Linked DNA regions of Homo sapiens: region 1 is linked to region 2. The links are chromatin loops, found by intact Hi-C in ENCODE. Cell type or tissue: PC-9. All regions are shown on one strand. Links, peaks and the distances in the headings refer to the core of each region. The heading gives the core; the rest is flanking DNA.

Region 1 (16,591 bases), core at 3,261-11,260, 890 kb after region 2:
TCACAAACCCTTATAGCAGAGCGCATCTCCCCATGATCTTTTTTATCCTGAATATAAACAAGCATTGTACCTAGGGCGGACATGTTCCTCCTCTTACTTTAGGAAATGTTCTGCTCTCTCTATGGAGTGGCTGTTCTTTCAGCACTTTACTTTCTTAATAAACTTGCTTTTGATTTGCACTGCGGACTCGCCCTTAATTTTTTCTTGTGTAAGATCCAAGAACCCTCTCTTGGGGGTCTGGATCGGGACCCCCTTCCTGTAACAGTGGTATAGGTGATAAAAAAGTATGGAGTCAAGGAAGTGTAGCATGTTTTTATTTTGATGACAGTGATCTAGTGGAGAGGTAAAATTTGCTCACACAAGAGAGTAAAGGGAGAATTGCTGGACTGATTTTCTTAATTAGGGGAAGCACAAGGATTGAGGACTTCACATTAGTTAGGAACTGTCATAGTCCATTCAGGCAGTTAAAACAAAATACCATAGACTGGATGGCTTATCAACAACAGTAATTTATTTCTTACAATTCTGGAGGCTGAGATATCCAAGATCAAAGCATCAGCAGTTTCGCTGTTTGGTGAGGGTTCACTTCCCGGTTCAAAGATGGCCATCTTTTTGCTATTAACTTCACATGGTAGAAGGGTTGAGGGAGCTGTCTTGTGTTTCTTTTAAAAGGGCACTAATTTAATTTTTTAGGGCTCTGGCCTCACGAACTAATCAATTCTAAAAGATCCTACCTCCTAATACCATCACTTTAGGGGTTAGATTTAAACATGAATTTTGGGGGACATAGCATTCATACCAAAGCAGGAACACAGTAGTCCATCCATGAAAATGTGAAGGGAGGCAGAACACACAGTAGATGGGTAAATTTGCTGTTGAGATTCCTTGGCAAGTTTCTTTAGATTAGAAAAACATAAAATAGCTGTTTTTTTTTTAGGAGGGTAAGAAAGTGAAAAACCATGAAAATATAACTTTTTTGGGGCAGAATTAAGAACCCAGAAGAGATACATATTATAAAAGAGATAATTCAGCATAATTTTTGATTTTTTCCAGCCTCCAGAGGGAGATGCAAATGTAGGGGAGAAAAGAGCTGTTTCCTCACTTATCACTAGGTTGATGGTTGAGACACCTATAACAAAAGACACATTAACAAGTGTGAACTCAAGATATCTAAGATAGGTCTCAGTCAACTTAGAAAGTTTATTTTGCCAACGTTAATGACGCACCCATGACATGGACTCAGACATCAATTAATATATGTAATATATGTACATTGGTTTGTTACAGAAAGGCGGGACCACTCAAAGGAGGGAGGGGACTTCCATGTCATAAGTAGATAAGAGACAAAAAGTTGCAGTCTTTTTAGTTTCTGTTTAGCCTTTCACTCAATTCACAATTTACAGGAATAGTCGCTTATGCCTTATCTGGTTTAGTGAAAAAGTATGGCAAGGGAAGCCATCAGATATGCATTTGTCTCATGTGAGCAGAGGGATGACTAAGTTCTGTCTGTCCTTGTCCACAAGGAATTTCCTCGTCAGGGAGGTATGTAGCTTGTTTTCAATCTTTGTAGCTATACTATATAGAAATAGAATGGGAGGCAGGTTTGCCTGACACAGTTCTCAGCTTGACTTTCCCCTTTGGCTTAGTGATTTGAAGGTCCCGAGATTTATTTTCCTTTCACACAAGAGAAAGGCATACGAATTTATATAATGTAAGTTTTTTTGTTTGTTTGTTTTGTTTGTTTGTTTGTTTTCTGAGACGGAGTCTCGCTCTGTCACCCAGGCTGGAGTGCAGTGGCGCGATCTTGGCTCACTGCAAGCTCCGCCTCCCGGGTTCACGCCATTCTCCTGCCTCAGCCTCCCGAGTAGCTGGGACTACAGGCGCCCACCACCACACCCGGCTAATTTTTTGTATTTTTAGTAGAGACGGGGTTTCACCGTGTTAGCCAGGATGGTCTCCATCTCCTGACCCCATGATCCGCCCGCCTTGGCCTCCCAAAGTACTGGGATTACAGGCGTGAGCCACCGCGCCCGGCCCTATGTAATGTAAGTTTTGCATGACACAGGAGCCTTCAGAAATGAAAACCCAAAGAAAGAGGGAAATGTATGTATTTTTATGCTAAGTTTGATGAAGAGTTCAGAAGTATGATTAGAAGACAAAAAGATATGATCTAATTGTAATAAGTTGGGGGGAATTCAGTAAGATCTCTGTTCAGATTATTCTCAGTGTCTGTATCTCTTTGAGGACAAGGATGTTTCTTTTCTCCCGGTGTAGGGAGGGTATCTCTGGAATAAAAGTTTTATGTCTTACTTCAGAGGAAGGTCAGACAATTCCAAATCTTTTTTTTTTTTTCAGACGGAGTTTCATTGTTGTTGCCCAGGCTGGAGTGCAGTGGTGCTGCGCGATCTCCGCTCACTGCAACCTCCTCCTCCCGGGTTCAAGTGATTCTCCTGCCTCAGCCTCCCAAGTAGATGGGATTACAGGCATGCACCACCATGCCCAGCTAATTTTTGTATTTTTAGTAGAGATGGGGTTTCACCATGTTGGCCAGGCCCTTCTTGAACTCCTGACCTTAGGTGATCTGCCCGCCTTGGCCTCCCAAAGTGCTGGGATTACAGGCATGAGCCACCATGCCCGGCCCAGAGAATTCTTTTATGGCAGGCTTCAGGGGAGAGGGCCAGGAGAAGGTCAGAGACAAGGTCTTGCTTCTATTGCTTCCTCAAATGCCAAGGTGCCATATTTTGGGATAGGGTGTCCTGAACCCCATCACAGGCATAGAACAGGCAGAGTTGGGTTTAACCAGGGCTAGACCTTTTCTGAGAGAAGGACAATGAACTGCATAGGATAAAGAAAACTGGATGTACATAAAGGATGTATGTAATGAATGCATTATGATGGACCAGATGTACGTGAAGGATGTATGTAATGAATGCATTGTGATGGACCAAAGTATCTTAACTGGGGTTGGAATAAAGTGAGGTTACGAAAGGAGTGAAGGGTAGTGAAAAGGAGGTAGGACCAATAGACTTCATGTCATAGTGAGATCGAAGAATTGACAACACATGAGCTGACAAGGCAGGAGGTGGTAGTCAGCAAGTTGGATTCGTGAAAACGAGATCATAGAAAGAGTGCAGACATTGGTAAGGACAGCGTCCAGGCCAGTGTATGACCATGAGAGTGTGGCACATGGTTGCTAGAAGAAAAGAGGCTAAGGAAAAGAGAGTATCTCTATGTGGATATTGACATTGTAAAGAATTAAGCTTTTTGTAAGAGTGAGTAATGATGAGTCAGGAGGTAAAAATCTTCAAAGAATGAGTGGTGATCTAGAAGCACCTCACATTATTCTTCTAGGGTTGGTGGTACAAAAGCACAGGGTGAAAAAGCACTGCTGCCTACGACAGCTAAAATGCAAGTGATATCATTAGGGGAGAACCAGGTTTCAACTAAAGCAAGAAGGGAAAGAAAATATTCTCAGAATAGGCCAGGGAAATTAATAACCCTTTCTTTAATAGTTATACCTAAGCGTGTGTCATCACAGGAGGAACAAAACAAAACAGAACTGCAATGATTCAATGGAGATTTTCACTCCAAGCCAGACACCTCTATATCTAGATGAATCTGCCCCTAAAATCCAAGGTTCTCAAATGGATGAGCCAGGAGTACTTTGGCTTCTTACAGTTATATCAGACTTCTACCCAAGATGAAGAACTTTCTCTGGTTATTGGTTGTTGCATGTGCTTAGTTTTCTTTGGATGTGAAATTCCTTGGGTCTCCCTGTCACTTTCACTGGGAAAGGTGAGGCCAGACTTGAGATGTACCCATATTAGAAAAAACAAGCAAAGCAAAACAAAGTGTAACCAAACAACATAAGCAAAAATATTATTTTACCATGTCCTGTGTGTGACTGTTTGATAAAATTAATAAAACCTGACACCTTTAAACTATACATTTTTATATTTTACTTTTTGTGACTTAAAATAATCATGGTCAAAGATTATTCAAATAGTTGCTAAATTGTAGGCATCAGTTCTATTTTAGTTATGCCTTACTTCTAAAAATGGAATACAGTAAAGGGCTAATGTGTGAATAATGGAAACCACTTATCAATACCTAAATACATATTGCAGTTTTAACTTTAGCTACAATGCTAGATAAGTTCATTAGCTAAACAGAATTCTTGTACTGTGTTAAATGAAACATATAATTTTACTGCTTAATACAAGCTTAAATTGTTGATATTTTTCTTATTTTTATGACAATTCACAGTGATTACTATTAATTTCTCAATTGCAGTGAAAAAAAAAAACTGACCTTCAAGGCTGAACCAGAAAATACTGTTTCTCCTTACTGCAAACAGTATAAATATGAAGGTCTCTGAAACCCAATTGCATTTTCAACGGTGTAATTTTTACCACTTGACAACCAGCCATCTTGTTTATTTATTACGCTAGTTTACAGTAGCAGCAGACCATTCTCAACCGTTCTCACAACCACCAGAAAGAAGGATAATTTACCAGTGAATAATTTGTTTGGGTTGATTTATTGGATGGTTCTTGAAAGCTCACTTTGACTGAGTAACCTTGGCTCTTAATATTTGGTCAATGCCAAGCACATAATGGAGAATGAATATTTATTTGTGGTATATGGAGATATAGTGTAAATAGTGATGGATAAGATAGCTGATATACTTCAGATGTATTAATACTTGTGACAAAAAATGAATACAGTTGTCCCTCAGTATCCATGGAGAATTGGTTCCAGGAACTCTCTCAAATACCAAAATCCATGAATGTTCAAGTTCTTCATATAAAATTATGTAGTATTTGCATATAACTTGTGCACACTATAGATCATCTCTAGATTACTTATAATACCTAATGCAATGTAAATGCTATGGAAATTGTTGTTATACTGAATTGCTTGGGGAATAATGACAAGAAAAAACAGTCTGCATGTAGTAGTACAGAAACCATTTTTTTCCACAAATATTTTCAATCTACAGTTGCTAACTGTATGTCCAAAAAATGCATTTAGAATGCAATGGTACTAGTTTGCAGGGGCAGAGGAAGGTATCAAAAACAAATAAAATACAACCCTACCCTTGAACCTTAGAGCAGACTAAAGAGTAAGCGCATAATAATCTTACTAAATTTGATGCTCCTCACCTTACCCACTTCTTAATGTCTAAAACAGCACTTTAAAACAATTAATGTCTGCGTAATTCTGATGTTTCTTGCTTAATATATGCTATTTTTCTTCATCAGATTTCTTAAATAGCATTATCGTAAAGACTTCATATGACCAAATAAAGTAAAAGTAATTTTCATTTGATCTAGCTAGGTACACATTTATTTAGTGCAAGCCAGACTCAGCAGGAAACATAATTTTGAACTGTGTGTCTTATTGCCACCTCCTGATTATCTCACTAAATGTAAAATAGTTGCTGGCAGCGTTTCCTCCTGTTCTTTGAATAACTGACAATGAGAATTTGGTCTGACTTTTTTCTTTTTTTTTTCATTAGCTCTGATAATTCATTAGCGTCAATCACTTCATTTTGGAAGAAAGGATAGTATTTCAAGGTGATGATCACACTAAAGCAAGCATTCCGTGTCCTGTTAGATTTGTAGTTTCAATTTTTAGGTGTCACTTGGTTTGTTTTTTTTTTTTTTTAATCAATTGCAAATGATTGAGATCTATGTAATATGTTTTTTTTTTCTAAAAATTAAAAAGTGAGTTTCCCAACTAGCAAAATTAAGTTAAGCACCGTACAGTTTGCCTGAGTCTATTTCTCAGCCCATCTGTCTTCAATTTTGATTTAATTACCACCAATTCCAGCTCTGGCCTGGCCAGTAGATAATGAAGTACACTGGGTCCTCAATCCTGGGCCCTCCCTCAGAAGTCCAAGGCAGCCTGACTAAAATCCAGACAGTTCCAATAAAAGATTTTGTTCCTGTGGGAATTCTGTATCATGTTAGATTTCTAGCAGTTTGATCTGAGCTGGCATTTCTAAAACTTACCTTTTTCATTTGACAAGGACGTAAACTCTAAAGCATTCAATGAGAAGTATCTTACCTTGTTTGCTCAAATTAATAGAGAAGTTTAATAAGAGGTTGGCCATCCATTGGGGGCAAATTCCTAAAAATACATTTAGTCTCAATCCCCATTACATTTTTATATAGACTGACTACATAACCATATTAAATTGGTTCCAGGAACTCTCTCAAATGCCAAAATCCATGAATGTTCAAGTTCCTCATATAAAATGGTGTAGTATTTGCATATAACCTGGGCACATCCTCTAACACACTTTAGATCATCTCTAGATTAATATCAAATGCAATGTAAATGCTATGTAAATAGTTGTTATACTGAATTGGTAATCCACACTTAGTTCAAAAAGCTATTTGAGGCAGCTGGCTCTTTAAGGCTGATTGTCTCCCCATTGTCAGAGTATGTCTTCAAAACTAGTTTTTCTTTCCCACCATTTCTCTTTGAACTCATATTTATTATCACCTAATGTCCCTTAATTATTATCCTAAGCACATTGTTCCTTTTTTCCTTTTGTTTATCTTCTGTCTCACAATTTGGTGCTATTCACACGGCTTCCCATTGTGATCATCATTTCCTTCTCCATTCTGAGTACTTCATGCAAATTCCTTTGAAGTTTTCTTCTGAGTTACCTACATTTTATATGTGACACTACATTGATTGAAATCTGTGAGTGACTTATTTTTCCTACTCTTCCATCATAGTAATGGCCTATTCTATTGTAACATTTTTTTCCCTAAGGTGTATTTTTTGGATAAAACCCTGTGCCCATGACAGAATAGTACCATAACCCATTATTCTATGAGTGTTTCCTCACTGGCACACTTATAAAAATGTTTGTTGGTTTCTTTGTGTAAAAATACTTTTAATCTTGGCTTGTAACAGAACATAAAGTACCCTTGCCTTCATATTAATCAATTTCATTTAAGCCTTTTTTTTTTCTTTTTCAGTTTCCTGGTTTAGCCAATACATAATTAGACTCACATGTGATATTAAATATACAATTTCAACTTTCTGCCTCAGGAGAATGATAAGAATAAACTCCACCTGAATTTAATTCATTCAGGAATGTTTTTGCTCATATTTCCCAAGCAGTCTGTAGCCAGATCATGCAGTCACAAACGTAACCCAGTGACAACATCTATAGGTCACAAAAGAGCCCATGGTTATATTTCTAAAATAAATGGACAGACAATTTAGGGAACCCACTACATGCAGTGAGTTGGAAGTCTTATTAGATTTGCATCTGCAGTGGCTACCTGGATTATTGGATAATCTTTAGAATTTAGAAATCTGTTGCTTTTTTTTTTAAAGTAACCAGTATAATCCATCTAAACCTATCACTTCAGTATCTTTTGCAATGAGATTTCTATTTCATTCAGTTTAGCTATAATTATCCATTGTTTTCTGGCATTTTTCACCCTTAAATAATATCTTTTTATCTATGCATTATCAAATCAATGTTAGATTATTTGAGTATCAATAGCGCAATCGCTCTCACATTTTTTCACTACCTGAGTTGTTTGTTTAACATCTTTAAATCACCAGCTGAGATGATTCATTGTGATTCATACTAAAAAAAGCAGCATGAAGAATAGAAAATGTATGATAAAAAGGACTACTGTTGCCCCTGGCTGAAATCATATTGGCAATTTCTTTTATTTTCTTTAGTGATACCACAAGGTGTTTTTAAGATGACATTAGGTAATATACATTTTCCCCCAAAATAATCTTCTACTCTTTTAACCACTGTATTATGCAGAACATAAATCATACTTTTTCTTGTCACTATAAATCAGTGAAGTCTAAGCTATGATTGTGCAATTGTTAGCACCTTTAAAACTGTGGTAAGCTCATCCATAGGATAATAGGTTCTGGGAAATACTATTAAAGAAAAAGCTTACATTTGTTTGATATAAAAATGTTGTTTTAGAGGATGACCAGTACATTTCACTTTTAATTTAAAATAAAATTGAATACGCCTTTAAAAATACAGCCACAAAAAACACAGAAAAATTGAAGTAAACTAAAATTTAAAACTTGTTGGAGTAGGAAAGTCCAAAGAGATCATAATGATAAGCAGTAAAATCACTCCTTAGAATAGGAAAATTATAGACTGGGCATGGTGGCTCATATCTGTAACCCCACCACTATAGGATGCTGAGGCAGGAGGATCACTTGAGGCTAGGAGTTCAAGATGAACCTGGACAAAAGAGCAAGATTCCATCTCTGAAAGAAAACTTTAAAAATTAGCTGGACATGGTTGTGCAAGCCTTTGGCTGTAGATACTTGGAAGGCTGAGGTAGAAGGATCTCTTGAGCTCAGGAGGTCATCCCTGCAGTGAGCTTTGATTGTACTACTGTACTCCAGACTGGGCAACAGAGCCAGACCCATCAGGAAAGAAAGGGGAAGGGAGGGGAGGAGAAGGGAGCGGAGGGGAAGGGAGGGGAGGGGAAGGGAGGGGAGGAGAAGGGAGAGGAGGGGAAGGGAGGGGAGGGGAAGGGGAGGGAGAGGGGGTAGGGGGAGGAGGGGGAGGATGATGGGGAGAGAAGGGAAGGTTTTAAATTTTTCCAGGAGATTGGGGAACAAAGTTAATACCCAAGAGTTTATGCTAAGTTGAAACTAATTGTCTTAGTTCATTTTGTGCTGCTATAACAGAATACCCAAAACTGGGTAATTTATAAAGAACAGAAATTTATTTCTCACTGTTCTGGAGGTTTGGAAGTCTAAGATCAAGGAGCTGGCAGGTTTAGTGCCTGGTAAGGGCCCAGTTTCTGCTTGTAAGAAGGCTATATCCTTTGGAGGAGGGGAACACTGTTTCCAACATGGCAGAAGAGGGGAAAACAAAGAGAGAGAACCCACTCCTGAAAGCCACTTTCTAAAGGCATGAAACCCACCCATAAAAGCAGAGCCCCCAAGGCCTAATGGCCTCTGAAAGGCTCCACCTTCCAATGCCATTACACTGACAATTAATTTTCAACATGAGTTTTGGAGAGGACAAACTTATCCATAGCATACATCAAGTTATTTAATACCTCAGGTAAAATGTAGTTTGTGCTGATCCCAGGTCCCGGCAGGTTACAGCATGTATAAATTCAGTGGATACAGTCGTTACTGTAGTTAACGGCCTTACGCAGAAGTCTTAGAAGCTTTAAATGGATAAGCCATTATAAAATGACTTTGAGCTTGTGACCTGCTGTTGGAAGGTGTTTTAGGATCCTGTATCAAGGGTGTTCAGAAGGAATAAGATTTCTGGGAAGAAGTTTGTCACTTTAGAGGCTACTCCACAAAGCTCCATATATTGTGTTAAGTTCCTTACATTTGTTATAATATTTTAACTTACTTCTAGCTCAACGAGCTGAGCTGTGGATTAAGTCCAATTTAGAGATTAAGACACTGAGCCTCAGAGGAGTTTGTGTCTTAACCAGATGTATAATTAGTGGGAGAACTGGGGCTTGAATCTAGGTCTATCAGATTCCAAATCCCCTCAACCTCTCTGCTACACCACATTGCCTCATGAACTGTCTTGAGGGCAGGATGCTACAGGATGATCGTTGGCTAGAAGGCAGAAGATTCCCTGAGCAAAAGGCTTTTGTTTTCCCCAGAACATCTTAGAGTCTTTCCTAAATTGGCTTGTCTAGGTCTCAATATCTATTTTGATATCTATTGACTAACATTTCTCTCTCTCTTCTTCTCTCCCTGCCTCCACCCCTCCCTCCTTCCTTCTTTCTTCCTCTTTAATTAATATTAATACTTCTTACAATATCCAGCTCCATTCTTTCCATAACAAGCCAGAAAAATGGGAGGATTTGGATTGGAGGGAGATTTATCCTCTACGATAGTGAGGACTAAGGGATGAGGCTGGAAAGACATTAATAATGTTTAAAAATGGAACACTCTCCCTCAATTGCTTTAATGTAGATAACATCCCAGAACTTTCAAGAGCTCATTTAAGATGTCCTGGATTTTTAGGCAGTTTCATGATCTATCTCTCAAGGTTTACTTCTTCCCTGGACACTTGTCAGATCATTCTTATACACAATGAACTCTTCAGTCATCCTCATGAGCATTTATTTCATGTGACAATTATTGTGTGTTTAGATGTATATGTACATTTCTAACTAGATCAGGAATTTATTAAGATTAAAAATTTAATCTTCTATGTCTTTGCTTCTTTCTCAGTACTTTTAGAATAACATATAAAAAAGGACTCAATAAATACCTACTGAACACATGTATTTTACTTTGAGATGAAGGGAAAAAGAATAAATGCAAACTGTTTTTGTTTGAAATTTGTAAGTTAATTTCATTTGTCTCAAATAATATCAAGATAGTTTCAGTAGACAGTCAACTATATTGTATTATATTAAGCTTGATTTTTAATATTTATAATAAATCAGCATGTTCTACCATACTATAAAAATTTATTAATGGTTAGCGTTTCACCAGGAGCAGTGATCTAAAAGAATCCTTTTTAAAGTTCACCGTTTAATTCCTTTATCCTTTATATTATTTCTTTCCTTGTTCTTCAGAAGTTTGAGATAGCAGCCCATGGGGAAAAATGGCACCCAATTTGCAAGCACAGCAAAATAAAATTAGAAATCCTTATTAAAGTATATATGAGAAGGAATATGGAATATGATACATTGGGTTGGAGGGGCACAGGTTGAAGAAGTGATAGAGAGTAACATCTCTGAGAAAAAAAAAGTCAGTAAAGCTGTTACAATATTTTTTCCATGCCTTTAAAAAATGGGTTTGTAGTAACTTGTGTTGTTTGTGTGCTCTAATAATACAAACTTGCGTAAATAGTGATTTATGCACTTAGAAACTTACATGATTATTTTCTCCAAGGAAGCTGAAGGCCTGTAGTATTAAGTAACTTATTCATGACCACACTGATAGTAATTAAGTAAACCATACTGTAATCTATCTTTTGATATCCAGTCTTTGGTGTGTAAACTCCATGTGTATAATTTAAAAAATAGTTGTATTAACTCGCTCTGAGAGAAATATCTAATTTCCAGTTAATTTTCTTTGTTTAAACGTACTTATTATTTTTTAAACCCGTACTATGAACAGCCTCAGTTTGTCCTCTTTTCTCTGAAATTCACCGTGCCTTAAGTAAAGTTTTATATAATCTTAAGTTTTTATGGGGTTTTTGTAGGGCATATTTTATTTCAATTTAGTTTAATTTAACTTATCATTACCCTACAATAGCCTCTTTTCTTTTAAATATTTTTCCTTTATTTTGCAACTATAATGGATTTTTAGTAAGAAAGTGAAGGAAATAGCATTTGTTGATGCTCATTATGCACCAAACATCTCCCTGAATGATTTTGTAGACATTGTTTAATATAATAATACATTTCAAAAAAGACATCTCATAATTCAACATTCACTCAACAAATTTATTAATAAATGACTACCATAAAACAGATATTATGCTACGATCTGGGAATACAAAGAGAAATAAAATGTATTTTCTGATTACATAGGGTTCTTTCCAATCAGAAAGAGTAGAGAGACAGGGCAGATAAGGATCAAAATATTGCAGCTGCTATGATAAAAGTATATAAGTTAATTATTCATTGATTAAATGGTACAACTGGCACTTTTAGGTGCTAGGGAAATGGCAGTGAATAAAAGACACAAACCTCTCCCTTCACAGAACTGATATTCTAGTAGGGATCCTAAGAAGCATAAAAGATGAATCATTTGGGGTCACAAAAGCTGAAGTAGGAAAGGTAAGGTTTCTTTCTGGTCTTATTTAAAAGAACAAGCAAGCTCTAATTGGCAGAGAAATGGCTACTAGAAATCTTTGGAGCATCATTTATATATCAAAATGATTGAGTAAACATTGAAAATAGAGCTACTTTTCAATTTGTAACCTCATACACTTGAAGTAATGCATACAGTGTGTTGTGAGTGGCTAGTTTCCACTATCAGGGTCCTTTCTGGAGCTAGCCAGTTCCTGAAGCTGTCAGTTCTCTGCATCTGTACTACCATGAAAGATAAATTCATTTAAAGCTAAATAAGGTAGAATGATACAATTTGTCTCACTTGATTCGGTAGTAATGTGTTCAATTCTGTAATGTACTTTAGATCAGAACAGATTTTTCTTTCTTAAATGGAAGACTCTCAAGGATGTCGAACTTGTTTTTTCTGTTGTTCAGTCTTTCCAGCATAATCTAAATGTGCTGTATCCATCTTATTGTTTCCTTGTGCAGAGATATTCCCTTGAAGTTATCTATACATTAACTTTGCTGAACCATCAAAATTTAGGACAAACTATTTTCATAAAATGGCATTGAGTAAATTATTCAGGAGCTAGATTTTCTAAATGACTTAAAATACCCATTCTTGCAACCTCATTTTGTTGTGAAATCAAACAAGATAATTAATGAATCTGAAATGCACTTTGAAAACATCAAATGCCAAAACCTTGTGAACTCCTATAATTGATTTTATTCTTACTGTTAATTTCAGTGAGCAGGGAGCTACATATTAGCCTCAAGCATTATTTCTCCTTCTACCACGATTTTTAACTAGATTGTGGGATATTGAAAATTAGCAAAAATGACTATGTTCTCTAAGAACATTTCATGTAATCCTACCTATGAATCTCTTTGTAGCCCTTATAAAACTACTTATCTCTTTACATAATTTTATTTGTTATCAGATTTTTTTTTCTAAACATACTTTATTGAACCTACTTTGCTTATTTAGTAAACAATTATTGAATTTCAACACGGTGCTGGGCACTAAAGACATTGACATGTAAAACAGTCTCCATCAAATGAAGGTGAGAATAAAAAATTATCATTTTAGAGGTTGGCAATTCTATGACAAACATATTTAACGTATCAGCTATACATCTAACCTAGTTTTCCTTTTCTTAGCATATCACCTCTCTGTAATTTTTCTTAAATATGTATAGAATAATCTGAGTAGCATATTGAAATGAAGATTCTTGGCTGTGCCCCTAGAAAGAATCAGTAGTTCTGGGAATCTGCATTTTCATAAGGACCAAGTATTACGGGAACTGGTAACCCTTGGACTTTACTTAGACAGAGTCCTTTTGTGATGTTTCCCTTTTGCCCAGGACTTCTCATAGTGAAGGCCTCAGGAGGCCTCCATTCTTCACACCATCTGTCTGTCTCAATATCATCCTCTCAAAACTGCCAATTTAGGTTATCCAGCTCTACTTTCCTTCATTACCTTGACTTGAAGTGATCCTCTGTAGTGATATGCCAGCCTTGTTGAAGCCAGTTGTACCTAGTCTGCTGAGAATGATACCAGTAATTGTTGTCTCACTTAAAGCCTGATTCTAATGGTGAGATATCTGGAAGAAGATGTGAGGGAATGCCCCTCTCATGACATGATAAGAGAGTGATTTTTAAAGAAGGTCTTGAATCACATCAGCTGAGAACTGCTTACCTGTGGGGACATACTGAACAAGTATTAATCATTTAATCCTCATAATAAATCTATGAAGCAGGTACTATTATTACATTCATTTTACAGATGAGGGCACTGAGGCTCAATAACTTTACCAATATCACATAGATACTAAGTGGTAGCGCAGGGATTTAAACTCAAGTGGACTGGCTCTAGAGTTCAGCGGACAACTATACTAGTGTTGCCTTTCTCTTAGTCAAAGGTATGTCCTGTGGAGCCTTTGCTACCACCATTCCTCTCAGAATGACTTTTAGTAAGTTACACTAACAATTGGAAAAGAAACAAAGACAAACACAAACCTCCAAACTAAAACAAAACAATGCAAACACTACATAAAATAGTTTTTAGTGTATTTTTAGGTCAAAGATATATATCAACTTCACATTACAGGACATTTCTAGTAAAGAAAAAAAGAACCCAGTAGTCACATGACAACATATAGTAACATATCTCAGGTTCTCAAGAGAAAAGATCACAACTCGGTTTTTATTTTCTTCCCTGAAATACAGTTTACTCTCTGGTGAACATAAATTTTTGAGTCAGAAAGATCAAACTTCTAATTCTGTCCTGTTATTTACTTGCTTGATAACCTATGACAATTTTCTGACCTTACTTAGTTCTCAGCTTCTATGAAATGTATGTGACAAGCAAGTTTTGGTCAATATTAAAGACATAGTGCCTGGAATATAGCAATCCTTCAGCAATCGGTACAGTACCTATTTACTGTTGTTATTATTATGAGCAGTGATAAACTTAATTTAGTAAAATATAAAAACAAGTTGAGACAGAATGCTTTGGGCAAAATAAATATATTCTCAAAGTTCAAAGTTTACTTGATGCTGAATCTTTTTCCTTGGACAGGTAAGATTCAAACACATATACCCTTGCTTTTGTCAAGTGACAAAAAAAAAGAGAGAGAGAACTGTCAATGACAATTTCCTCTTCCTTCTTCAGTGGTCTGTCTGGCTTATAACTTAGATTCCTGATTGGAAAATGCTTATTTTGCTCCCTTGAGAATGTCTCTTCTGAGATGGGCTCATTTATCTTCACCAGGTGATCAACCCAACACTCATCAACTGTTAGCCATGGCGTTACGCCTGCGGGAGAGTGCTGAACTTTTTCAGTCTGATGAGATGCGACCTGCTAATGATCCCAAGGAGAGAGCACCCATCCGCATCCGGATGCTGAATGACATTCTCCAAGACATGGAGAAAAGCTTTCTGGTAAAGCAGGCACCACCAGGTTTTTATAGGTAGGATGCATGTCTCAAAAATTATACTTTTTGCCCTACATTAAATGTTTATGTTTAACTTTCAGAATACATACCTTCTATGAACATAACAGTAGTGTAAAAGAAATTATAAAGCAGTTACTCATTTGAGGAACTTCCCCCTCCCCCAAAGAAAAATTAAACTGCAGAAATATAAAATAATGGAAACTTGGCTTAGCAGCAGCACAGAAAAAATGAGTAAGAAGTTTCTTACATTAATTTCAATATGAGTCAAATATGATATGGCCAATGAAAAAGCAAATGGAATTATAGGTTGCACTGAAAGAAATACACTTTCTTGACCAGATCAGGGGATAGACCCATGCTATTTTTTCCTGCAAAGATCCCATCTAGATTAATAAGTTTAATCCTGGAAACTACATTTTATGTTGGAGTTCAACAAGTTTAATATTTAGGGGAAAGTGGGATTTAGATCGATGTTGAAACAACTGAGGAATTAGGCTTGTTTGGTTGGAGAGTCACATGGAGTGCTTTCTGAAAACATTTTAACAATTATATGGAAGGTGGATTAGATACAGACTCAGAGGATACTATGAGTACAGTATGGTTTTGTTTTTGAAGTTCCTTATATAGTAGAAGATAAATGAAGAAAACATGAAGTTTAAAAGATTATGGTACCCATCAATCATCATAAAACCACGTCATTAAAACCACAATGAGAAACCATCTTACACCAGTCAGAATGATTATTATTAAAAAGTGAAAAAATAACAGATGGAGAGAAAGCAGAGAAAAAGTAATGCTTATACACTGTTGGTAGGAATGTAAATTAGCATAGCCTTTATATATACTTGGAAAACAGTATGAGATTCCTCAAACAACTAAAAATAGAATTACCTTTCAACCCAAAAGGCTAATCTCTTGGTATCTACCCAAAGGAAAACAATTTTTTTATATCAAAAAGATACTTGCATTCATATGTTTATCACAGGACTAGTCACAATGGTGAAGTCATAGAATCAACCTGAGTGTCTATCAACGTGTGATTGGATTAAAAAATGTGGTATATGTACTCTATAGAATACTAAGCAGTCATCAGAAGGAATGAAATCATGTCTGTCACAGCAGCATGGATAGAGCTGGAGGCCATTATCCTAAGTGAAATAACTCTGAAACAGAAAATCAAATACCGCATGTGCTCACATATAAGTTGGAGATAATAATAGATACACATGGACATACAGAGAGAGATAGACACTAGAGACTGCAAAAGAGGGAGAGTTGAAAAGTTGTTATATATTGGGTACACTGTTCACTATTTGGGTGATGGGTACACTAGAAGCCCAAACTTCACCATTACATAATATGTCCATGTAACAAACCTGCACATATACCTCCTGAATCTCTACAAATTTTAGAAAAAGATTATGGCATATTTAAACAGTTTTTATTTAACTGATAATTCTATGAGACACAACATACAAATACATACTTTTCTGTTTAATATATACATATATAATATGTGTATTTATATGACATATTTAATGTATGTATATGTGTATATATAATATACATATGTATATATTTGTGTATATATATTTTTTATATGTGTATGTGTGTGTTTGTGTGTATGTGTATGTATGTATGTATAATTTTATGTAGTGTGAAAGTCCAAATTTGTGGCCCTTTAAGAATGAAAGTTCTGGGCTAAACAAACAGTCCTCCTACTCCATTCTTCCCCCAATATCTCTTTGCCTCCTGCTTCTTCTCATGATACACCCTGGACTAGACATACTATGTATAAACAAAGGTTATAACTAGGACTAAGGAATCGATGTATGGTATAGAAATCTT
Region 2 (16,591 bases), core at 3,726-11,725:
GACTTCAACACACCATTTTCAGCACTGGACATATCACCCAGATAAGAAATCAACAAATCAACATGGAACCTAATTTATAGATCAAGTGAATCTAATAGACATTTACAGAATATTTTATCCAACAAATGCAGAATGCACATTCTTCTCCTAAGCACATGGAACATTCTCAATGATAGACCATATATAAGTCCACTAAAGATGTCTTAATTTAAAAAAAAACACTGAAATTATATCAAGTATCTTTTCTGACTACAGTGGAATAAAACTAGAGAGTTGTAACCAGAGAAACTTTGGAAACTCTACAAACACTTGAAAGTTAAACATTATTCTCCTGAATGACCACTGGGTCATTGGAGAAGTTAAGAAGGAAGTTTTTTCAATTCTAGAAACAAATGAAAATGGACACGCAACATACCAAAACCAATATGACACTGCAAAAACAGTAGTGAGAGGGAAGCTTAGAACAATAAATGCCTTCATCAAAAGTACAACTTCCAAAAAACAACCTAATGATTCATCTTAAAGAAGTAGAAATGCAAGGGCAACCAAACTCAATCTTAGTAGAAGAAAATAAATAATAAATATCAGAGCAGAAGTAAATGGGATTGAAACAAACAAAGACAACACAAAAGCAAGTAAAGAAGGTTTTTGGGGGAAAGATAAACAAAAGTGAAAAAATTTCAGCCAGACTAAAAAAAAAAAAAAAAAAAATCAGAGAGAAGACCCAAATAAATAAAATCAGAGTTGAAAAAGGAGACATTACAACCGATAGCTAAGAAATTCAAAAGATTGTTTTGAGCAACTATACTATGAGTAACTATATGCCAATAAATTGGAAAACCTGGAAGAAATGGATAAATTCCTAGACATGTCCAACCTACCAGTGTTGAACTATGAATAACTTTATATCTGGAACAGACCAATAATAAATAATGGGATCAAAGCTGTAATAAAAAGCCTCCTATCAAAGAAAAGCCAAGGACCTAATTGCTTCACTGGAGAATCCTACTCAAACTATTTCAGAAAATTTAGGAGGAGGGAATAATTTCAAACTCTTTCTACAAGGCTAGTATTATCCTGATAGCAAAACCAGGCAAAGAAAAAACAGATAAGTACATGCTACTATTTCTGATGATCATAGATTCCAAAATCTTCAATGAAATATTAGCAAACTGAATTCAACAACACATTAAAAAGATCACTTATCAAGAACAAGTGGGATTCATCCCAGGGATGCAACGATGGTTCAACATATGCAAATCAATCATTGTGATACATTACTTTAACAGAATGAAGGAGAAAATCTATATGATCCTTTCAATAGATACCCAAAAAGTACTTGGTAAAATTCAACATACCTTCATGAGAAAAACTCTCAAAAAACTGGGTATAGAAGGAACCAACCTGATAACTACCTTACAAAACAGAACCACAGCTAGTATTATGCTGAGTGGGAAAAACTGAAAGCCTTTTTTTCTAAGATCCAGAATAAGAGAATGATGCCCACTTTCACTACTTTTATTTCACTTAGTAGTGGAAGTCCTTGCCAGAACAATTAGACAAGAGAAAGAAATAAAGGCATCCGAATTGGAAAGGAATTAAAAATATCCTTCCTTGCAGATGTTATAGCCTTATATTTAGAAAAACCTAAGTACTCCACCAAAAAAACAATTAGAACTGATAAACAAATTTAGTAAAGTTTCAGGACACGAAGTTAACATACAAATTCAGTGGCATTTCTATGTCAACAATAAACTATCTAAAAAGAAACCAAAAAAGTAATCCCATTTACCATAGCTATAGATAAAATTAAATACTTTGGAATAAACTTAACCAAATAAGTGAAATATCTCTATAAAAAACTATAAAACATTGATGAAAGAAATTGAAGAGGACACAAAAACATGGAAAGATACTCCATGTTTATAGAATGGAAGAATAAATGTGGTTAAAATGTCTATACTACCCAAAGCAATCTACAGATTCAGTGCAATCTGTATGAAAATACCAATGAAATTCTTCAGAGAAATGGAAAAAACAATCCTAAAATTTATGTAGAACTACAGAAGACTCAGAATAGCCAAAGCTATCCTGATCAGAAAGAACAAAGCTGGAGTCATAACATTACCTTACTTCAAATTATACTATAAGGCTACAGCAACAGCATGGTACTGTCATAAAAATGGATGCATAGATGATGGAGCAGAATAAACAAAACCCAGGGATAAATCCATACATATACCACAAACTGATTTTTGACAAAGTTGCCAAGAACATGAATTGGGGAAAATACAGTCTCTTCAATGAATGATGCTGGGGAAACTGGATATCTACATGCATAAAAATTAAACTAGACTCATATCTCTCATCATGTTCAAAAATCAAATCCAAATTGATTAAAGACTTACATCTGGCAGGGTGCAGTGGCTCAAGCCTGTAATCCCAGCACTGTGGGAGGCCAAAGTGGGCAGATCACGAGGTCAGGAAATCGAGACCATCCTGGCCAACATGGTGAAACCCCGTCTCTACCAAAAAAAAAAAAAAAAAAAAAAAAAAATTAGCCGGGTGTGGTGGCTCGCACCTGTAGTCCCAGCTACTCAGGAGGCTGAGGCAGGAGAATTGCTTGAACTTGGGAGGAAGAGGCTGCAGTGAGCCGAGATCATGCCACTGCACTCCAGCCTGGCAACAGAGCGAGACTCAATCTCAAAAAAAAAAAAAAAAAAAATAGATTTACACCTAAGACCTTAAACCATGAAATTGCAAAAAGAAAACTTTGGAAAATGCTCTAGGAAATGGGCCTGGGCAAAGTTTTCATGACTAAAACCTCAAAAGCGGAGGCAACCAAAGCAAAAGTAGACAAATGGGATCACACCAAATTAAAAACCTTCTGCAGAGTGAAGGAAACAATCTACAAACTGAAGATACAGCCCACAGAATGAGAAAAAATATTTGGAAACTATTCATCTGATGATTAATAATCAAAATATGTAAAGAGCTCTAACAACTGAATAGCAATAAAAAAAAATCTGATTTTAAAATGGGCCAAAGATCTGAATAGACATCTTGCAAAAGAAGATATAAAAATGGCCAATAGGTATATGAAAAAATGTTCATCATCACTAATCATCAGAGATATGCAAATCAAAACTACAATGATATATCCTCTCAACCCAGTTAAAATAGCTTTTATTAAAGAGACTGACAATAATGGATGCTGGTATGGATGTGGAGAATGGGTAACCCTCATAAACTATTATTGGGAATGTAAATTATTATAGTCAGTATGGAAAACAGTATGGAAGTTCCTCAAAAAAGCAAAAATAAAACTACCACATGGTCCAGCTATCTCACTGCTGGGTGTATATTCAAAAGAAAGGAAATCAATATATCAAAGATGTATTTGAACTTCTGTGTTTATTGCAGCACTATTCACAATAGTCAAGATATGGAATCAATCTAAGTGTCCATCAACAGATGAATGAATAAATAAAATATAGTACTTATACATAATAAGAGTATTATTCAACCATAAAAAGAATGAAATAATATCTTTTGCAGTACATGGATGGAACTGGAGGCAATTATGTTAAATGAAATAAGCCAGGCACAGAAAGATAAATATTGCATGTTCTCACTCATATGTGAGACATACAAAACGTAATTTGAACTTGTGGAGATAGAGAATAGAATGAAGATTACTAGTGGATGGGAAACCTAGTAGAGAGAAAGGGATAAACGGGATGGTTAATGGGTACAAAACTACAGTTTGATAGAAGGAATAAGATCTAGTGTTTGGTAGCACAATAGGGTGACAATGGTTAACAGTAATTTATTGTACATTTCAAAATCATTAAGAGTGAAATTGTAATGATTTTAACACAAAAATTATGAATACTGGATGTGAATGATATCCCAATTATGCTAATATCCATTACACATTATTTTGTTGTATCAAAATATCACTTTTACCACATACATAGGTACAACCATTATGTATCCATAATAATTAAGAATAAAATTATTTTTAAAGAATAAAAATGACAAAAAACTTTAAAAGAATAAAATAACAAAAGTATAATATATTGAATACGTAACACAGTATCATTGTTTTTATTATCAAATATTACGTACTTTACATAATTGTATGTGCTTTGCTTTTTTTTCTTTTTTTTTTTTTTTTTTTTGAGATGGAGTTTCCCCTTGTTGCCCAGGCTGAAGTATAGTGGCATGATCTCAGCTCACTGCAACCTCTGCCTCCCAGGTTCAAGTGATTCTCCTGCCTCAGCCTCCCAAGTAGCTGGGACTACAGACTCCCACCACCACACCTGGCTAATTTTTGTAGGTTTTAGTAGAGATGGTGTTTCACCATGTTGGCCATGCTGGTCTCGAACTCCTGACCTCAGGTGATCCGCCCGCCTTGGCCTCCCAAAGTGCTAGGATTACAGGCGTGAGTCACTGTGCCCGGCCTATGCTATACTTTTACATGAGTGGCAGCATAGTAGCTATTTTTATATCAGCATCAACACAAAACATGTGAGTAATGTCTTATGCAAGACATTTTGACAGCTATGATGTTATGACAGCTATGACATTATGACAGCCATGACATCCCTAGGCGATAGGAAAATTTTGGCTTCGTTATAATCTTTTGAGACCACCTGTGTTTATTCAGTCCACCATTGATTGAAACATCATTATTCAGTGCATGACTATGGTGTATTAACTTCTTATTCTCTTTCATTTCTTATCCTGGTTTTGACTTTTATTTTGGAAATTCTCATAATTACCATCATTTCTTATATCCTTCTAACTCTTAATGTTTTGCTCTTGCAGTTAAAACTCCCTACTTTCCCTCATCACTTTTCGCTTTTAAGCTTTAATTTGTTACTTTTCCCAACTGAAAATTTTCTATCATCTTCTTTGCTAATCTATGTCTTTGTTTTCTTTGAGACTCTTTTATTCACCCTTTCTGATGATGGTAATTTTATTCATTTTCACAAAATTCATTGCAGGCTCAATGTGTGCTAGGAACTGGGCTAGGTGCCAGGAACTTGATGACTACTTTTAAAGTGTCTTTGGCATAACAGAGTGTCAGGAGAGAAATACACACACACACACACACACACACACACACACACACACACACACATGTATATGTCTCATATATATGAAAGATATGTATATATGTGTATATATGTATATATACATACATATGAATATATATACACATAGATATGAATATATATACACATAGATATGAATATATATACACATAGATATGAATATATGTGTATGTGTGTGTGTGTGTGTATATATATATATATATATATATGAGAGAGAGAAGTAAGAGAGAGAGACAGGTTCTCAGTCTGTCACTCAGGCTGGAGTCCAGTGGTATGATCATAGCTTACTGCAGCCTCAAACTTCTGGACTCAAGCAATCCTCTCATCTCAGTCTCTTGAGTAGGTGTACTACAGGCACACACCATCATGCCCAGATAATTTTTGTATTGTTTGTTCACACAGGATTATGCTATGTTGACCAGGGTGGTCTTGAACTCTTGGGCTTAAGCGATCCTTCTGCCTCAGCCTCCCAAAGTGCTGGGATTACAGTCGTGAGCTCCTGTGCCCAGTCTGAGAAATAATTAAGAAGTACAGTAGTCTTCCTGAATCCACACTTTTCCTTTCCACAATTTGTTATCAATGATCATCGTGGTCCAAAAATATTGAATGGAAAATTTTAGAAACAATCAATAAGTGTAAAATTGTGCATCATTCTGAGTGACTTGATGAGATCTCATTCTGTCCTGCCCAGGATGTGAATCATCCGTATGTCCAGTTTATTCACACTGTAGGTGCCTGTTAGCCACTTAGGATCCATCTCAGTTATCAGAAGGACTTTCATGGTAATTTGGTGCATGTTTTCAACTCTTATGTTACTTAATAATGGTCCCAAAATGCAAAAGTTATGAGGCTGGCAATTCAGATATGCCAGAGAAAAGCTGTAAAGTGATTTCTTTAATTGAAAAGATGAAAGTTTTGAGTTAATTAGGAAAGAAAATTTTATTGAGGTTTCCAAGATCTACTGTAAGAACATACCTTCTATTTGTAAAATTGTGAAGAAGGAAAGAGAAATCTGTGCTAGTTTAAGCTGTCACACCTCAGACTGCAAAAGTTACAGCCACGGTGTGTGATAATTGCTTAGTTAAGATGGAAAAGGCATTAAATTTGTGGGTGGAAGATATGAACACAAATGTGTTCCGATTGATGTCATTTGGGTTTGGTACTATATGTGGTTCAAGCATTCACTAAGGGTCTTGGAATGTATTCTCCTGAGGTTAAGGGGGCCTACTGTACCTATAATATAATGTGACAAGAGCCATGGTGAAATGAAAAGTTTAGAATTGTTAAGGGGTGTCTGGGAGCACAAGGAAGGGACCTGAACTCAGACTGAATTCAACAAGAATTTCTGCATATGAATTCAGCAAAAGGGAGGTGAAGAAGTTTTTTAGGCATGTGCAAAACTCACCAGGTATGTTAAAAAACGTCCTGGAAGAAATTTTCCAGGCATGCACAAAGACCCAGAAGGAGAAAGAAAATATGTGTGCACATGGCACTTTATTAGTATTGCAACTGATTCTTTTCTACTCAATCAGTATTTATGTTACTTTCTGTGAACTTACGAACTTAAGACCTTTCTGGTGTTTATATTTGTATGGATTTTTTGTTATCGTTTAAGAATAGGACTTCTCTATTCCACTTTCATCGTAATTTACCACATGCTATAATTCAGCTCATAGATAATGGGTGCTTTATAACTGTTATTGACTAATTTCAGTGCCTGGGGCAGGTCTGTAAATATATTTCCAAGTTTGTCATAATGAGTGAGGATTGATATGTGTGTTGGTCCTTTTAAAGTGAAGTAAGAATGTGATGATTACAGTGTTTTATTGGCAAACATTCAATTTCAAGTTACTGTTGGTAAAGTATGTAGCATGGTGTGTATATATATATATTACAGTATGCAATTGCTATAGGCAAAGGGTTATTCTATTCTGGAGCAAACCACAACCCAGATTTTAAATCAGAGGCTCCTGGCATTATAAAGAGAGAATGGGTTTTCAATGGTCCAGCTCCCTCATAGAAGAAACTGAGACCTAGAGAGGTAATAAATGAAAGAGACAACTCCCAATTGCAATCAGAAATTTTTAATGTCATGTTTGCCTTTATTTCTAATACTTTTGAGAAAAACTGTTGTTTGACATTTCTGTACTTTACACAACTTATATAGTCAATTTTTACATTAGTAAGCTAGCACACATAATATATAGATTTTTTCAAATTAAAAAGCAATGGATTATAAAGAAAGGAGCTTGAGCTTCATATACATATATATGTGTGTAACTACAGCCTATATATATATATTAGCTGCAGACTAATAAAAATGTTTTTATATATTATATATTTGAATATAATAATATGTAATTATTACAATATTAAATATATAATATATAATTTGTAAAATATTAATATATATGAATATGAATATATATTTATATTCATTTATTTACTAGTCTAACTACAGCCAAAGTTAAGGATTTCTAGAGGGAAGAAAGTGGAGATTGTTTTTTATTCTAGGTGCCTTATGGGGGACAAAGCTTAAATAAATTGCCTTAATTCTGTGATATCTTTGCTTTCTCACATACAAATGAATATTTAAAGATACGTCTCCAATTTGTTGCTCTTGTTTGCTGGGAATTATTTTTGTTGAGTCACAACAGTTAATCTAAGTTAATATTCACCATGCTTCTATTCAAAAGGCAATGCAAATATCATGACTCTCCTTTTACAAATGAGGACCTTGAGGCAACTCAGGATTAGGTTGAACAGTTTTTTTCAGGTCTCTCAGTTAATAAGTTGCATAACTGATGTCAGTACATGATCTGGGACATCAATGCTGCAGTTCAGCATTCATTCCACTCATCAGAAGAACAAGAGGGAGAGAAGGAAGAAGAAGGAAAAGGAAGAGGAAAATTAGAAATTGTTTTTTGTTTATTGTCCATTATTCACAGTGTTTAGCACAGCCATACATTAGTGTTTTCAATCTTCGTACTAATCATACATACTTCATACATACTAGATATTATTCTATTTTATAGTTTAGGAAACTGAGTCTCAAAGAAGTTATATTCTTTGCTTACAGTCACACAGCAAGTATTAGAGATAATCCAAAACTTGTCTTCACACTGCTGCACAAAACTGACTCTGAGCTGTTCCTTATTTCCCTATGGTTTAAAAAATAAATGTCGTGTAATACACTTTAAATTTGATTTCTGTAGGAAAAGTAGATTAGAAACACTCAAAAACAAAGAAACCAAACTCTGTGAAGCTTGGTGTACTGGTAATATCAATGCTCTTTTAGGGGAAAATATAAATATGTTTCTGGACTAAAGTGAAAGTAGAGAATTAAAAGTTTATATCAAAACTGAAACAAAGCAATGTTTTGTGAAGTACACTTTAATAGCCATACAGTGGATCAAAAGATATGATCTCACTTCATAGTAAAACAGGTCCTGCAAGCCCAGGTAACTCAGGAAGCAGAATGGTAATTATTCACAGAAGAAAGCAGGTAGTATACTGTTACAATACTACAGTAGAAAGTCAGAAGGTCACAAAGCTTGCAGGGTAAGTGACACAACTTGAAACTGCTTGGCCCTCTTTAAAAAGAAATAATAAAATGGGAGAGAATGAAGCAAGTTTACCTAACACGTCTTTGCAAGGTAAGTACCAACAGCCTATGAACTTTTCACTTTTCACAATCAGAAACTTAAGCAGTGTTGATTACAAAGTCTGTGTGTTTCTGTGTATGCACACACGCATCCCTGCATGCATGTTCAGGTGCCCTGGCCCTGTTTTTAAGGTGTTTTCTGCGAGCGAGAAAAGAGGTGGAGATTGTTGATTCAGAGGAAGCATGTTTTCTCAGTTGTTTACAAAGACTCAGGCAACACAGAATCACAAATTTGGGGGACCCGTGGAGGGTATGGAAAGCTTTATCCTTAATCCCCAGTATAATGTTGGAGAAATGGTATAACCAACTTCCAGTGCATTTTCATGTTGGACCTTTTCCAACATTAACAGAACCTTGATTTTTGTCTCTACCTGTGGAGTGTTTATTGGTAATTAAGTTTTGCCATCTCTGGAGTTTACCAGCTCAGTTTCCCTGTAATTAATATAACCACTTTTTAAAAGGTAGAAAACAGGGGAACATGGGCGAGCCTATCAGTTAGGAGGCTGTGATTTATTTCACAGGTGTTGCTTAATCAGATACCTTTGTCCTTTGAAAGGACTGGCTTTGTTGACATTGGCTTGACTAGGCATCTCTGGTTAGAGGCTTGTTCACCGAAACAAATTTAAGGTCGCTCACATTTCACATTTTTGGGTAACAAAAGTTATTTCTTAAAGAAGAAAAAGAAAGTAGATATTGGGCCTAATCAATATTTGTTATAGACTTCTAGAATACCATGAGATCACATAGATCTGCATGATCCTAAAAATATATCACCTATTTTATAGTTAAATTATATTTTTCTTTCATTTCTTTAATCTTTTCTCTACATAGCCTGCTTAAGAATCCCCGTATCTTTTTTTATCTCTGTATATTTCCTAAAAATCTTTCTTGAAATACTGTGTAAAATGCTACTATAAAGCATTTTTAATTTAAAAGATTAATTTCAAAAGTCATGTAATAAATTCTATTGAAGAAAAACAGTAAGGTAAAAGGCTCATTTAGCATAATGAGAATCATTTATTTCTATGTGTCTTATGGACAAATGGTATTATGTACAAGATTATAACATATTCCTTATTTGTCTCTAATATTTTTCATTGGAAAGTATATGGGAAGCCTCTAGTTTGTTCCAATTGTGCATATGATAATGATTTTACATTAAATGTTTATTACTGTTTGGCAACCACCTAAATAGCCTATTCTAGGCTGTGTGGGTGCATCACCTGTCTGTATTCAGCGATCAAAATAAACTAAGGAGTAACCAGGCCTCTTTCCATTTCACTCATTATCCCTCTTTGTGTTAGGATCATGGGTAATATTTTTTTAATTGAATCCCAGATTGTGTATACATTTTGTTGTTGTTTCTTTCTTTTTCTCTGGTGCTTTTTATGTATATTATGTTTCTGGTAATACATATGTTTCACTGTGTAAGGATAGCCTTCCCTTTCCCCTATCCATATATATGTATAAAACTACAATTATTTTCAGAATTATTAATCAGAAAACCATGCACAAAATTCAACACAAGTGATATAGTAAATAATTTGAATGGTGTGCTTTAAGTTCAAGAACAGTGTGCCTAATCTTTAAGCCTTTTGTAGTTGGGTAAAACTTGTGAAATCAGTTATATACTAGGGAGTTTTTGTTTGTATACTCTGAAAACTTTTCAATAAAATATTTATTCTCTTCTGATCTTATTCATGTTTAAATGTATCCTTGGTAGGTCTGTAAATATTTCAGATCTATCTTCTTGGAGTATTGAAGTGCTTCCCTACCAGTTATATTTGCATCAAGATTCTTAAGAGCACCTATTAATCAAGTGAGGGTTAAAAAGAACCGATGGTAGTTCAGTTGTTGGTTTCGTTTCTGGATTTCTTTACATTATAAAGGCAATGGAATGCCTTAACATTTTTCTGTTGTCTGTGATACCCTGTCCAAAATCTGAAATTGAGTTTCAAAATGACCAAAGTGAATGAAAAGTTATTTTCTAGTGTTCAATTTCACCTTTGACTTAATGACATTTATAAAAAATTCTGAGGTTCTTTCAAATAATACTCATTGTCAGCTCCACTTACAAACGGATGTTCTTTAGTGGAAATAACTATGTTAAAATAATATGTTTTGTATATTAAACATGTGGATGACTTACGTGTTTTGACTATGAGGATAATATATTATGTAGATTATCATTGGAACTCCATCAAGTGCTTTGAATAATGATTTTCTAAGGCCATGTATCTAGATTTTCTAGATTCACTGAATGATCTCTAGTTACAATTTGAAAGGCTAGCCATAGATATTATCAATGATTATTCATCACAGTGCTTTTTCTGTACATCTCTGACCCAATTATACTCTCAGGGGGTTAGTTGCATGTGCCCTGGTTAGTGGAGCCCATATGCCATTAACATTTAGTGTTTCTGGTAGTATTGAGAACCCATTTTTTTTTTTTCCTGAATAAAAGTGAAGTTATTCCAAGGTTATCTTGAGCTGTGTGAACAGATTTTAATTAGCTTTTCAAACATAAAAAGGAATCTCCTCTTTTAGTCCCAATGACAAGGTAACCCCAGCGGAGAATTGTGTAAAGCTATCATACATGAAGGTTCATAATGTCCTCAGGATTCATAAAATAAATTATCTAGGTAAGGAGAGAATGCTAGAATTTTTTTCTAAACGTTGCAAATATGAATAAAATTGTACAAATAATATGGCATAAGGAATAGGGGTAAGTGCTTTCTAAGCATTGTTATTTGTGAAGGGAAGGATCATTTTTCTTGCATAATGCCTGCAAACTCACCTGCACCACTGAGTGGCACTCTATCACTCCATCAGTCTGTAACAGGAGTAGAGGGAGGGACATGGCTGGGAGATGGGAGGGTGACAGCTCCCTTCCTGGAAGGGAACTACCTGGAATATGCCTTAGGCTAAAGTTTCTTCAGAGGCCATCCTTGAACGTATAAGGGCTTCTTACCTCTTCTCTGCCTCGAAGGATGTCCATTTCCTACTTCTCCCAGGATTCTTATTAACAGAGTAGGTCCTAGTCAGAATTGGAAAATGGGGAAAGAATCTATCAGCATCCAGCTATGTGCTTCACCTGCTGAGCTCCTGCTACCTCAGGAATCCAGTTTCCATGAGCTTTTAACATGTTCTTTCTCTCCTTTTCATCTTTAGTCGAAATATATTCAAGGGCACCTTCCTCTTTGTAAATAATATGATATACTAATTGGCCCTTGAGATAATTGAATAAAAAGTATTTCTGAGTTTAATGCTGGGACAATCTTGTGAGAGGAGGAATCTTTAAGTTACGCCTCCCTGGGCTGTTTAATACACTTGGCACTCGTGCTGCCTACCAGCTGCCTGGATGTTTTGAGCGTTTCTAATAATAGCTCTCCTTCTACTTCAGTTCTTCTTAGTTCTCTAGCTCTAGGAAATCCCTACTCTGAAGGCTACAAAACAGTAGAACTCTGGGGGAAGATGTTCCAAGTACAGAGGAGTTGGCTGGATCCTGAGGAATGCAGAGCTAGCTCTAGATAGCAACCAGCAGGAGATAACTCTTCAACCCACTGAAGGAGAATTTTGCCATCACAGTTAGGAAAAAATAATCTTCAGAAAATTAACATTTTCAAGCTAGAAGATAGTCTCAAGTCCAATGTTTTTACTTTGTAGAGTAACAGAGATCCTATGAAGCTAGGAAAATTGTTTTTGGTTTCACAGAAGCCATTGCCAGAGGCCACGTCTCTAACCTGCTGCTCAAAACTGCGTTTGCTGCAGTTTTACGGAAGAATTTGGTGCATTATTTTCTAGAGTAATTTACTTTCCTATTTCTAATGGAGAAAGCAGTCTTAGTAATGTTTTCCATATTGACGTCTTTTAGTTTCTATATTTATGGTCTTGAAAGCATTGTCGAGTATTCAGTGAGCTTATTATGGAACCTGTCCATCCAGGCTTGGGTTTTCTCTTTACTAAACAAAAGTTACATTAGCTTGTAAGACATTTAGTTAATTTTCATTACAGCTAGGAGAAGTTGGCTTGTAAGTTCATAGGCACATGTATGGAATGTTTCTTCATAATAGAGTCATTGTTTAGAAATGGCACTAATTCTATTTAAAATAAGTAAAAGAAAAAAAAAACAACTCTAGGCAGGAGGAGCCTTAGTGTCTATGCTTCCAAGTTGCAGCCTGAGGGTAGTAGTACTTTGTACTCCAACCTGTTATACTGGTTTGGTGTGCATGCTTACTTTCTGTGGTGGGAAAAATATCTCTGTATTCATCATCAGAAACCATGACTGTGAGTGCCTTGAAATCTTTGTGATGCCACAAAGAGGACTAACCAGTATGTGACTCTTCCTTCCCAGCCTACAGAACTTTAATAGCATTTTCAATTAACAGAAGTGCAAGGAGCTCCTGTTGGACCTGTGTTCCATGAGGAAGGCTTTCACTAGCCCTTCATGATAGGTTCAAACACTTGAAGACCTGAGGAATTTCAGAGTTGACATTTAGATATTGAGGTAACAGGACATCTTGGAGTTGAAATTTCCAGAATCTTTGCTGGAAAGTCTCATAATCTCAAAACAAAATCAAGCAAATTTGGAGCAAAGAAAGTTGCTGAAAATGTCAAGGCATGAAATCCAAGGTGAGTCTGACCTAAATGAGTGAGTTAGGCAAAGGTGCATGTGAAGATGGACTGGGTACATTTTCCAGGTACAAGAGAGGGTCTTTGCAGCAGGCAAAAGAGATTAGGAAAACAAAATCTGAAGTAAAGCCTAAGAAATAGTTAATGAAATCAACTAACTGAGCTTATGAGCTAATTTTTTCTTTGTCTTTCTAAGTGGAAGTGGAATCTTTACCTTATTAGAAATAAGATGGCAAGCAGTGTACTTGAATAGAACGTGAGATAAAGGTGGTCAATGACATGGTACTTAGTTAAAACCTGCTGTTGGAGGAAAAGCCAATTCTCAAACACTTTGAAATATGGAGTTTGTTCCTGGAGTTTGTTTAATCCCCTTTGATTTAAATAATATTTTATGGTACTGAAATTGTTTCAAAGGGAAACATTTTACATTTCAATTAAAGTCACTGTAAAATCTTCTTGAAGAAAAGGTGATACATAACTACAGGATGACTTGATTGTTTATACGTTATTATTAATCATGCAATAAAAACTTTTCCATCTATTTAAAAGTTTGAATCTGTTTTTGAATTTTTCTTTGAACAAAAGATGCAGTAATAATCTTAAGATTATAAGTATATAAATGTAATTATTACTTTGTATGCTATTCTCTGGATTTTGGAAGGAGTTTAAACAAATTTAGCTAATTGAGTAGGACAGTAAGCCAAACTTCTTTGTATCACAGTTTTTTGGGGGAGGACTATTAACCAAACATGTATTTGATTTATTATTGGAAAGTATTAGACTTGATATATAAGTGAAGAAATAACAGGTGACTGCAAAGATTGCAAAGAAGATGTTATTAGGATGACAATACACAAAAGGGCATTGAGCTTCAGTTGATCCCTTGAGCTTCTAATTACTCTTCAGGAAAAGTATGTGTCAATAGTTTTATTTGACAATGCTATTTTGTTGCTCTGGTGACAGATATGTTTAACCATCTGCATAGTCGAACACTTCGGGAGGCTCTTTCATAAATGCTTTCTGTAATTTATATTGAAAAGTAATTTACCTGCCTCTTTAAACCCCTGATTAGTGTAATGCAGGTTGTATATTGTGTCCAAAAAAAAATAATAAAGTTATAAAATCCTACCAACTAAAAAAGTCGAAAGAGAAATACTTTGAAAAGTCAACTGCTAAATTTAATGCAGTTTATAATGAACATGCAAAAGGTGTGCACGTATGCTTGTTAAACCATACAATCAACTTTACCGTGTGACTTGAAACTTCAGTGAAAGATTCATTCTGAGATCTGATTAAACTGCTGAAATCCATTCAATCTCTTGATTCCTTTGTTCTCTCAAAAGTAAGCTCCTTTGAAAACAGGTCATGAGAAGAGAGGAATGAAGGATTATTGTACTTTATCTTCCTCTTTATTTATGACCTTTAATGCAATCGTAGACCAGCCTATCTTCCATTAAACTATTGATAAATCTTGAAAATTTCTCCATCACATCCACATTTCTTCGAGGGAGCTTTCAGAGATGGAGAAATACACTGCCTCAAAAGGTAGACATTGCTTCCATTCTTGCTGATTCTTGGTATTGTTATAACACAGGGATGTAAATAAGAAATTATAGAGGAATCTAGGAATTTATAGAGGGTTTCATAGAAGAGAGATGATTTGAAATTTCCTTGGCAGTTTGATAAACTGGAATAAGTGACCAGAAGGAAAAAAGCCTTCACTGGTCAAAAGAACAGCTGAGAGAAAGCATGGAAATTGTTTCTATGTATTTACTTGCTTTATTTCCCCCCTCTTTGGAAACAGAGGATTTTTCAAAATTCTCTACTTTGCTATAGGCTATAAATAAATAAACATAATAGAGATAAGATTAAGACAATGTAACAGTTAAAATTTGTATACAAAATATATGCCAGAACATGCTGAAAAACTGTCAAGCAGGTGACAAATTTGCTTTCAAGCCTCCTAGCAGCCAAAAGAAAATAATAAATTGTTTTTCACATTTATGGTCTTCAAATTATATAGAAATGTACCAGTCATTCAACAGATGCATGGATTTCTTGATAGACATGATGATAGAAATTGAAATCATTTCTATAGAGGATAAGAGACAGGCCTAACTAGAAGAGAGCATCTTTATTAGAAAACACTGAGCATTAAAATTAAAATTGTTATAGAGAGAAGGAAAATACTATTATATAACTCATATAAGAATATTGACATAGATGATTTTCCTTTGAGCTCCTAAAGCTATTGCACTATGCAGCCATATATTTGTCACAAAAACATTTCTGCAGAAAAAATTTCAAACCTATAGTAAATCTGAAAATAGAAAGGAAAATAATAGAAGAATAATTTAAAAATATAGATTGTACAAGATCTATGTATTTACATGATTTACATATTTACACTGTTAAAACTTCAGAATAAAAATAGATTCTTTTAAAATTTAGGCTTCTATATATATATCTTATAAGCTTACTCAATTGTCTGTCCCAGAGTTCCTAATGAATTTTATATAGGTGTTTTGCATTTATTTTGGTTAATGAAGGGTTCAGTGCAGTTACTATGGCAGATCTGGGGAAGAGGAGAATAGAGATAAGAATAAGGAAGAGCATATGGGCATTGATAATAACGACTTTATAACCTTCAGATGCAATGAAGTAATGATGTTGCCTAGAAGTTATTTTATATGTAGGTAAATAGGAATTTGGAGAAAAAGAAAAAAATTACTAAGAAAATATTAATGTGTTTATTCTTGACTCTGATTTCTGATCAGTTTTAGCATCATATTTTATATTTTTTCCAGTTTACAATTAGACCTATAAAAATTTCTTTGGGGCATCTTTTTTTCTTTTCTAGATTAGAAAACCCATAATATTGTCTATATTTCTATAAAATACTTACTAATTACTAAATCATATTTATCAAAATATCTTATGTTGTTTAGTAACATAATCTGCAATTAAGTTGGTATGTAGGTAATAGAATGTTCTGGAAAAGGAGTCTATGTAAAATATTTAACTAAATTGATTAGATAATAAATAGTTTATCTTCATAATCACAAAAATAAAAAAGGGGAAAGAACTAGTAAATTGGGTACTAATTTAAGGCAGAAACTTACTAAGCTTATTTGACTCTCACAGTGTTGGCCTTCTCCTTTCTTCCAACAAA

What was found. Peaks named below come from ENCODE experiments on the same cell type or tissue, not always from the same donor. Only the 100,000 strongest peaks of a DNase experiment are listed, where the experiment ranks them.
Region 1: a loop joins it to region 2, with 3.0 times the contacts of the local background. A loop is called at or near these places in 2 of 110 quality-filtered maps.

Annotation. Positions count from the first base shown.
Region 1 is chr3:175,740,661-175,757,251 of GRCh38, forward strand. NAALADL2 (N-acetylated alpha-linked acidic dipeptidase like 2) reads left to right here. Exons shown (of 14, transcript NM_207015.3): 13 at 14,560-14,758. Among named protein-coding and RNA genes, the nearest start is that of NAALADL2-AS1, 27 kb to the right of the region's middle. In PC-9, for the core only: no CTCF peak of the experiment used is centred there; DNase peaks (open chromatin) are centred at 3,281 and 7,611; H3K27ac peaks cover 473 bases.
Region 2 is chr3:174,850,672-174,867,262 of GRCh38, forward strand. NAALADL2 (N-acetylated alpha-linked acidic dipeptidase like 2) reads left to right here and starts at 8,663. Exons shown (of 14, transcript NM_207015.3): 1 at 8,663-8,779. The coding sequence starts at 8,737. In PC-9, for the core only: a CTCF peak has its summit at 11,590; DNase peaks (open chromatin) are centred at 7,920, 8,610, 9,320 and 11,660; H3K4me3 peaks cover 2,578 bases; H3K27ac peaks cover 2,930 bases.